2 separate regions of the Mus musculus genome follow, and region 1 is linked to region 2. Evidence: chromatin loops called from intact Hi-C (ENCODE). Cell type or tissue: gastrocnemius. All regions are shown on one strand. Each heading gives the region's core, and the rest is flanking DNA. Links, peaks and the distances in the headings are about the cores only.

The links. A loop is a pair of places that touch in the nucleus more often than their neighbours do. Peaks named below come from ENCODE experiments on the same cell type or tissue, not always from the same donor. Only the 100,000 strongest peaks of a DNase experiment are listed, where the experiment ranks them.
Region 1: a loop joins it to region 2, with 4 times the contacts of the local background. A loop is called at or near these places in 11 of 42 quality-filtered maps.

Annotation. Positions count from the first base shown.
Region 1 is chr7:138,427,797-138,430,713 of GRCm38, forward strand. No RefSeq gene overlaps it. Among named protein-coding and RNA genes, the nearest start is that of Tcerg1l, 32 kb to the left of the region's middle. In gastrocnemius, for the core only: a CTCF peak has its summit at 1,234 (motif pointing left); a DNase peak (open chromatin) is centred at 1,231.
Region 2 is chr7:137,594,149-137,597,065 of GRCm38, forward strand. No RefSeq gene overlaps it. Among named protein-coding and RNA genes, the nearest start is that of Gm51411, 58 kb to the right of the region's middle. In gastrocnemius, for the core only: no CTCF peak of the experiment used is centred there; a DNase peak (open chromatin) is centred at 1,617.

The sequences.
Region 1 (2,917 bases), core at 97-2,596, 830 kb after region 2:
CCCAAGGATCATGGTCAGGGACAGGGCAGTACAGAGACACCTGGGTTTCGTTCAGAGTGCTGTCCTCTTTGCTTCTGAGGCAGCCCAGAGACTGCTGGAGGCATGGGCTTGATGACAGGAAACAGAATAGTGACTCTGAAAATACTTTAACAGTGTCCTCTCAGTGGATCAGGGTAGGTGATATATAGCTCAGACACAATCCAGGAATACTGTCAGACCCTCACTCTAGCCATGCTGACCCACAGCTCTGACTGATCACAGGACTGTGGCTAAGATCACCTCTGTCAGCTAACAACCTTCATCCATGACGGCCAGGCCTCCTCTTAAACCCTCGGAGGCAACCTTTCACCAGGTGACTCTGTCAGTATGATGGAAGGAAACCAGTGTGAACGGAGAATCTGGCAATCGGAGTTCTAGCTCCTTCATACAGAGGCTGCCTGTCAATGTTCCGAGCTTCAAATTCTTTATTTGAAAACAGACTTAAGATTGGTGCAACCTGCCAAACAGCAAGGGCTGGATAAAAAACATCATCAGGCTGCTGGCTCTTTCCTGGCAGCTAGAATATGAGCGGATGCCTGACACTCCCTGCCTTCTTTCTTTTCACACATCAGCCAACAATATGTGGCGACCAAGCCGTGCCCTCTTCCAGCAGTACAGCAAGCTGAGAGTGGCTGGGACAGCAAACACAGAAGGCTCTTCACCTGTCATGGCCCACTGTCACGTAAGATCTGACTCACAAAGCATGCACTCACTAAAAGACACAACCCCCAGCTAATTTACACACCCCCTGCACCTTATCCTCATCACAGGACTCCAGTTAGAAATAGACTCCTAGGTTTGGCTTTCTGTTTTCTCATTCCAGACTGGAATTTTCCAAGGCATTCCGAAATACCCTGTATCTTCCAAACTATTTCTAGATGGGGGCCTTGACCCATTTACTTTCTTGGGTGTCACTTCCACCCTTTTCTGATTGTTTCATTTAACCTTAAGTAAATCCTTCAGTGTGCAGAGTTTTTGATACTATTCTTTTGGGCCCTTCTGCCCTGCCCTGCCCTGCCCTGCCCTGCCCTGCCCTGCCCTGCCCTGCCCTGCCCTGCCCTGCCCTGCCCTGCCCTGCCCTGCCCTGCCCTGTCCTGCCTAATCCACTACCTGGAAAGTTCATGATCCAAAGATAGAGAGCTCTTAAGACTTACCACCAAATGACTTGGTCCCCAGCGCCACCTGCTGTCTGGGCAGCTCTCTGCTCTGACTACCCTTTCACAAGATGTCCCTGGTCATCCAGGGTCCCCTAAACTCCAGTGTTCCAGCATCCCTTCATGCTGTAGATTCCTCTCTGTAGCTTCTTCTCTGCCCATCTTTCTTGGGAAAAAAAATCAATCAACTGGCTACAGTTTGTATTGCCCCACTCCCCTGGGACCAGCCTGGCTATCTTCTGTCCAGAGCAGTCATCTCTCAGGCTTGCCTCAAGGCTTATGCCTCCTTCAAATCATTTGAGTTTCTCCCAAAGTGTCTACCACCCAATTTACCACATTTTCATTTTATTTTCCATTCATTAATTATTATCTCTGCATTAGAATGCAACTTATGAACTCTAGGGATACAAGGATTTCCTTTTTGTTGTTATTGCTTTGTCTGTTTGTTTTTGGAGTTTGGTGAGGTTTCTTTTTTTTCCTGAGGGGAGAGGTTCAGGACGTTCTGAATTTGTTATGATCTGTGTGCTCAAGGTTTGGCAAAGGCTTTGTAACCTGGCCAGGTGCTGCTGGTTTTTATGAGTGTGTAAGACCCCTTTACACGACTGTGACCAAAACACATGTCAGAAGCAACTTTTAAAAATGAAGAAAGGTTTATTTGGTCTCATGGTCTCAGAAGGCTCAGCTCATATACTTGACTCGCACAACGTCATGGTGTCAGTGGCGTATGGTAGAAATCTGCTCATTTCATAGTAGGCAGGATTCAAAGATAAAAAAGGAAGAAATCACACCAAGATACAGCCCCAAAGACATGCTTCTAGAAGACATGCTTCCAGGGAGCTACTTCATATACCTAGGCCCCATGTCCTGCCGTTCACCACCACCTCTCAATGCCATCATATTTTGAATCTATCAGGGAATTAATCTATTGGTTAGATCAGAGTCTTAGTGATCTAATCTCTAGAAATAACCTCACAGACACACCCAAAGGTGTGCTGTATAAATCTCTTAGCACTTATCAATCAAATCCAGTTGACAATCAATATTAACGACCACAGCTGAATTCCTCCAAGTCTCAGAATGGGAGAGGGGCTTGTTTGAGGCACACTAAGCCTGTGTTTTCAGCACCTCGGACAGTGCAAGATTTCTCTTTGTTCAGTGACCCTCACCTATGAAAGTCATTCATTACCGAGAGGTGAGTTTCCTTTATTTTATCCCACTTTGGTAGCATCCCTGAAATTTGGGTCGGTAGCTTCCATTTTTCCTTCTTACCATTTGATGATACAGAAATCAAAGGAACATGCTGAACGTGAGCCATTTCTCCGCGCTTCCCTCCTGTGCTTGACAGAAAATAATGATCACATTCGCTACATCAATTTAGGGTTTAAAGTCATGGGGCAACCCAACGAGCACCTGGTTTATAATTTAGCTTTCCCTCACCTAACATTTGGACTTAGTTTTATGGCAGGGAATATCTGAAGAGATTTTTCATTTTTTCTGAGTTTGAAAGGAAATTTAGGGTCATTTTCAATGTCACCTTATTAAAATAGAAGCTGAAGAGGCTTTGAAGCACTGCCAGATACAGTGAGTCCCCAAGTATTGAGGCTTTTTCTTCCACCAGGAACCAATAGCTTATCCTCTCCCCTTTGCCACACACGGCATGGAAGCTTTCTTTCTACCCTGGCTTGTCTCGGAACTCATAAGAACTCATAGCAGAGAAACAGGCA
Region 2 (2,917 bases), core at 300-2,799:
AGAACATTCAAGGAGCAAGGACATATAGTATTTGGCTATCCCTGGTCTGGGGAGTCTTCTTGCCTTTTCCCAGGTCCCTGGATTGTGGCATCTTGAAGGTCATGAGGATGAAGGTGCTCCCTTCCAGAGCCTTCTGGTTTTGCACTGAGAGCAAAGGATTTTCTTTCAGTTTCAGGTTTGAAAAGCCCTTGCAATCATTTGTCCTACGTTTCCAAAATGCATGGCTGTGCCTTTTGCAGTCTATCAAGGCACAGCCTCTGTCCTGCTTAGCAGGTGAGAGAGGGGACGAGAGATGGATTTTCCTGAAGTTAAGTGGTGTTTGAGAGCTCAAGTCTTCACCTAAGGTGCTAAATACTCTATAATCAAATATCTATGAGGGAAAGGGGGCAGGGACAGTCTCAGTGATGTGAACACTGAAGGTAGACATAGGCTTCCCAGCCTAAGATGAGGGGCCTCAGACTTTTCATAAGAAAGGTATCATTATTGCTAATTATATAGAACCTACATTCAGAACTTGTTTTTCCAACCACTTACCCTGTGTGCTTGTGTGCATCTGAACACAGATGAATGGGAACACACAAACACGCACACACATATACACACGTGTATTATTACTCTAGGTTATGACTCCCTATAGAGTCAGACTCTGCACATGAAATTCTCTTCCTCAGAGACCTTGGCTTTTGTTTTCCTCTAACTTCTGGGCTCAGCCCTACTCACTTATAGAGGGCAGTGTGCCCTATACAGTCTGTGGATTCAAATGGGAAATAGAGACTTGGAGTGCGGTTTGGTCCTGCCTGGGTACACAGCCCATCATGGCTAGCTTCCAGAGTCTGTAGACATCATTATCTCGCAGGTGAGGCATGCGTTCAGAGAGCAAGGAGGTCACAGTGGAGTCTGCTTTGAGACAGACGCTCCTTTTCTCTCGGCTGCTAAGGAGAATGTACACTTGTGTCTCTGCTCATGCAGCATGGGGCAGAGAATAGGAACGTTCTTACTTTCTGTCCATGACTGCTTGCCTCTGTCTGGGCATCCATTTCCCTAGAACTGGGCGATAGGGCTGCAAGATGAGTGTGTACACATACACTCTGTTTTTTTAGTGTGTGTGTACAGTTGTAAATGCACGTGTAAATCACATCTACATGTGTCTGCGTGGTGGCCAGAGGTTGACGTCATCATGCATCATCCTCAGTTTCTCTCTACCTTTATTATTATTATTATTATTATTATTATTATTATTATTATTAAAGGCCTCTCACTGGAGCTTACTTATCTTGCTAGACTGCTCGGCAGTGAGCCTCAGAGACGCTCCAGTTCCTACTTCCCAGCACTAGAGCCACAGGTGCACACTGATGGGCCTGGATCTTTTATACGGGTTCTGGGCTATTTAACTCAGAGCCTCTTGCGTATGCAGGAAACACTGTACCAATTGAGTCATCTTCCCCCTCCCCACCTCAATTTTTATACACTCCAGATTGTGAGGCATAGGTGTAATCGTCTTTACTCAGTAATGCCTTTAGCCCACGGTCTGCTATCGGCAGTGGCATATTGGATCCATGTCTCATGGCTGGCATAACCTCCTGTGCCATCTTGGGTATTTGGGTTGATTAACTGTGCCTGGAAATCACCCAGCTGGAACAAGTTCCTGGGAAAGGAAGGGGCAAGGCCAAGGGCAGATGTATTTTCCAGATTAGGTTTTCTGTCGCTCCCTGGGTCTGTGGTCTGTGATATGTCATCTCAATTTATGTCCCTGTTGAGTAGTGTGCTTTAAAACCTCTGCTGGCCTGAAATGGGGAGTGTGGGGATCCACTGTGGGTTTTGTTCTAGAGTCCTTGAAATATATCTGTCATTCTCATGAGTTTTTAGGCCACCTCCTCTGTCCTGCCATTTCTGTTATGACCAAGGAGAATCTGCATCTTTACCTACTCACTGTTGGGCACATTTAGGTACCAGGGCTCACTGGCTGGTGATGGGGGCACCAGAAAGGAAGGCGTAAAATGGGCCACCATGACCTGTTTTTGTCTTTTGGTTTTTTTTTTAATTGTTGGTGTCAAGATGTTGGGAATCATCAGCACAAAACAAAGCTGATGTTTAACAGTCTGTCTACGATCAGGGCAGTGTCTGCAGTATGGTAGAGGAACCGCAGGCAGCAGGCGTCGATGATAAATGCATGGAAAGATTTATGACCTCTCACTCCAGCCTGAGAAGAGTAGGGCATCTGTGAACAGAGCAGTTGAAGGGCATTTCATTTAAAATGTCCCGTCCTTGCCAGTGGGAGTGCATTGTCTACGGAAATTGCCTTGTGTGCTGAGCACATGTTGACTGCAAAGAAGACACGCCTTTCCAAGCATGTGTCTTCTTGACCCTCTCTTTGCCCCTGGAGACAGCTCTGGGATGAATGTCCCACAAGGGAGGTCTTATTCCTCAGAAAGGCCACAGGGGCCTGACCACAACCTAGGTGATCTTCTGTGAGTCCAGCTTTAAAGATGGGCACAGGGGAAGGAGGTCCAGGCTACCGGACTCCATCTTCCTGTCTGTTTCTCTGCCCAGTCTTGTCTCCATATTTCTCCTGGCCAGGCAAATCCTGTTGAGCCTCTTCTAGCAACATCTGCTCCTGAGCTCCTGAGTAGTGGCAGGGCAGGGTGGAGTCTACTCTCTTGGTGGAGATGAGTAAATGCAGAGAGAGAGAGAGAGAGAGAGAGAAAGAGAGAGAGAGAGAGAGAGAGAGAGAGAGGGAGAGAGAGAGAGAGAGAGAGAGAATGTGCACACGTGTGCGTGTAACAGTCACCATGGTGAAGTAGACATTAAAACAGACTCTAATCCAGCAGGAATGATGTCCACGTGGCAAGGTACAAATTTGGAGAGACGCACACAGATGTGAGATGGCCATCTACAAGCCACAGGGAGGGGCGGGGAC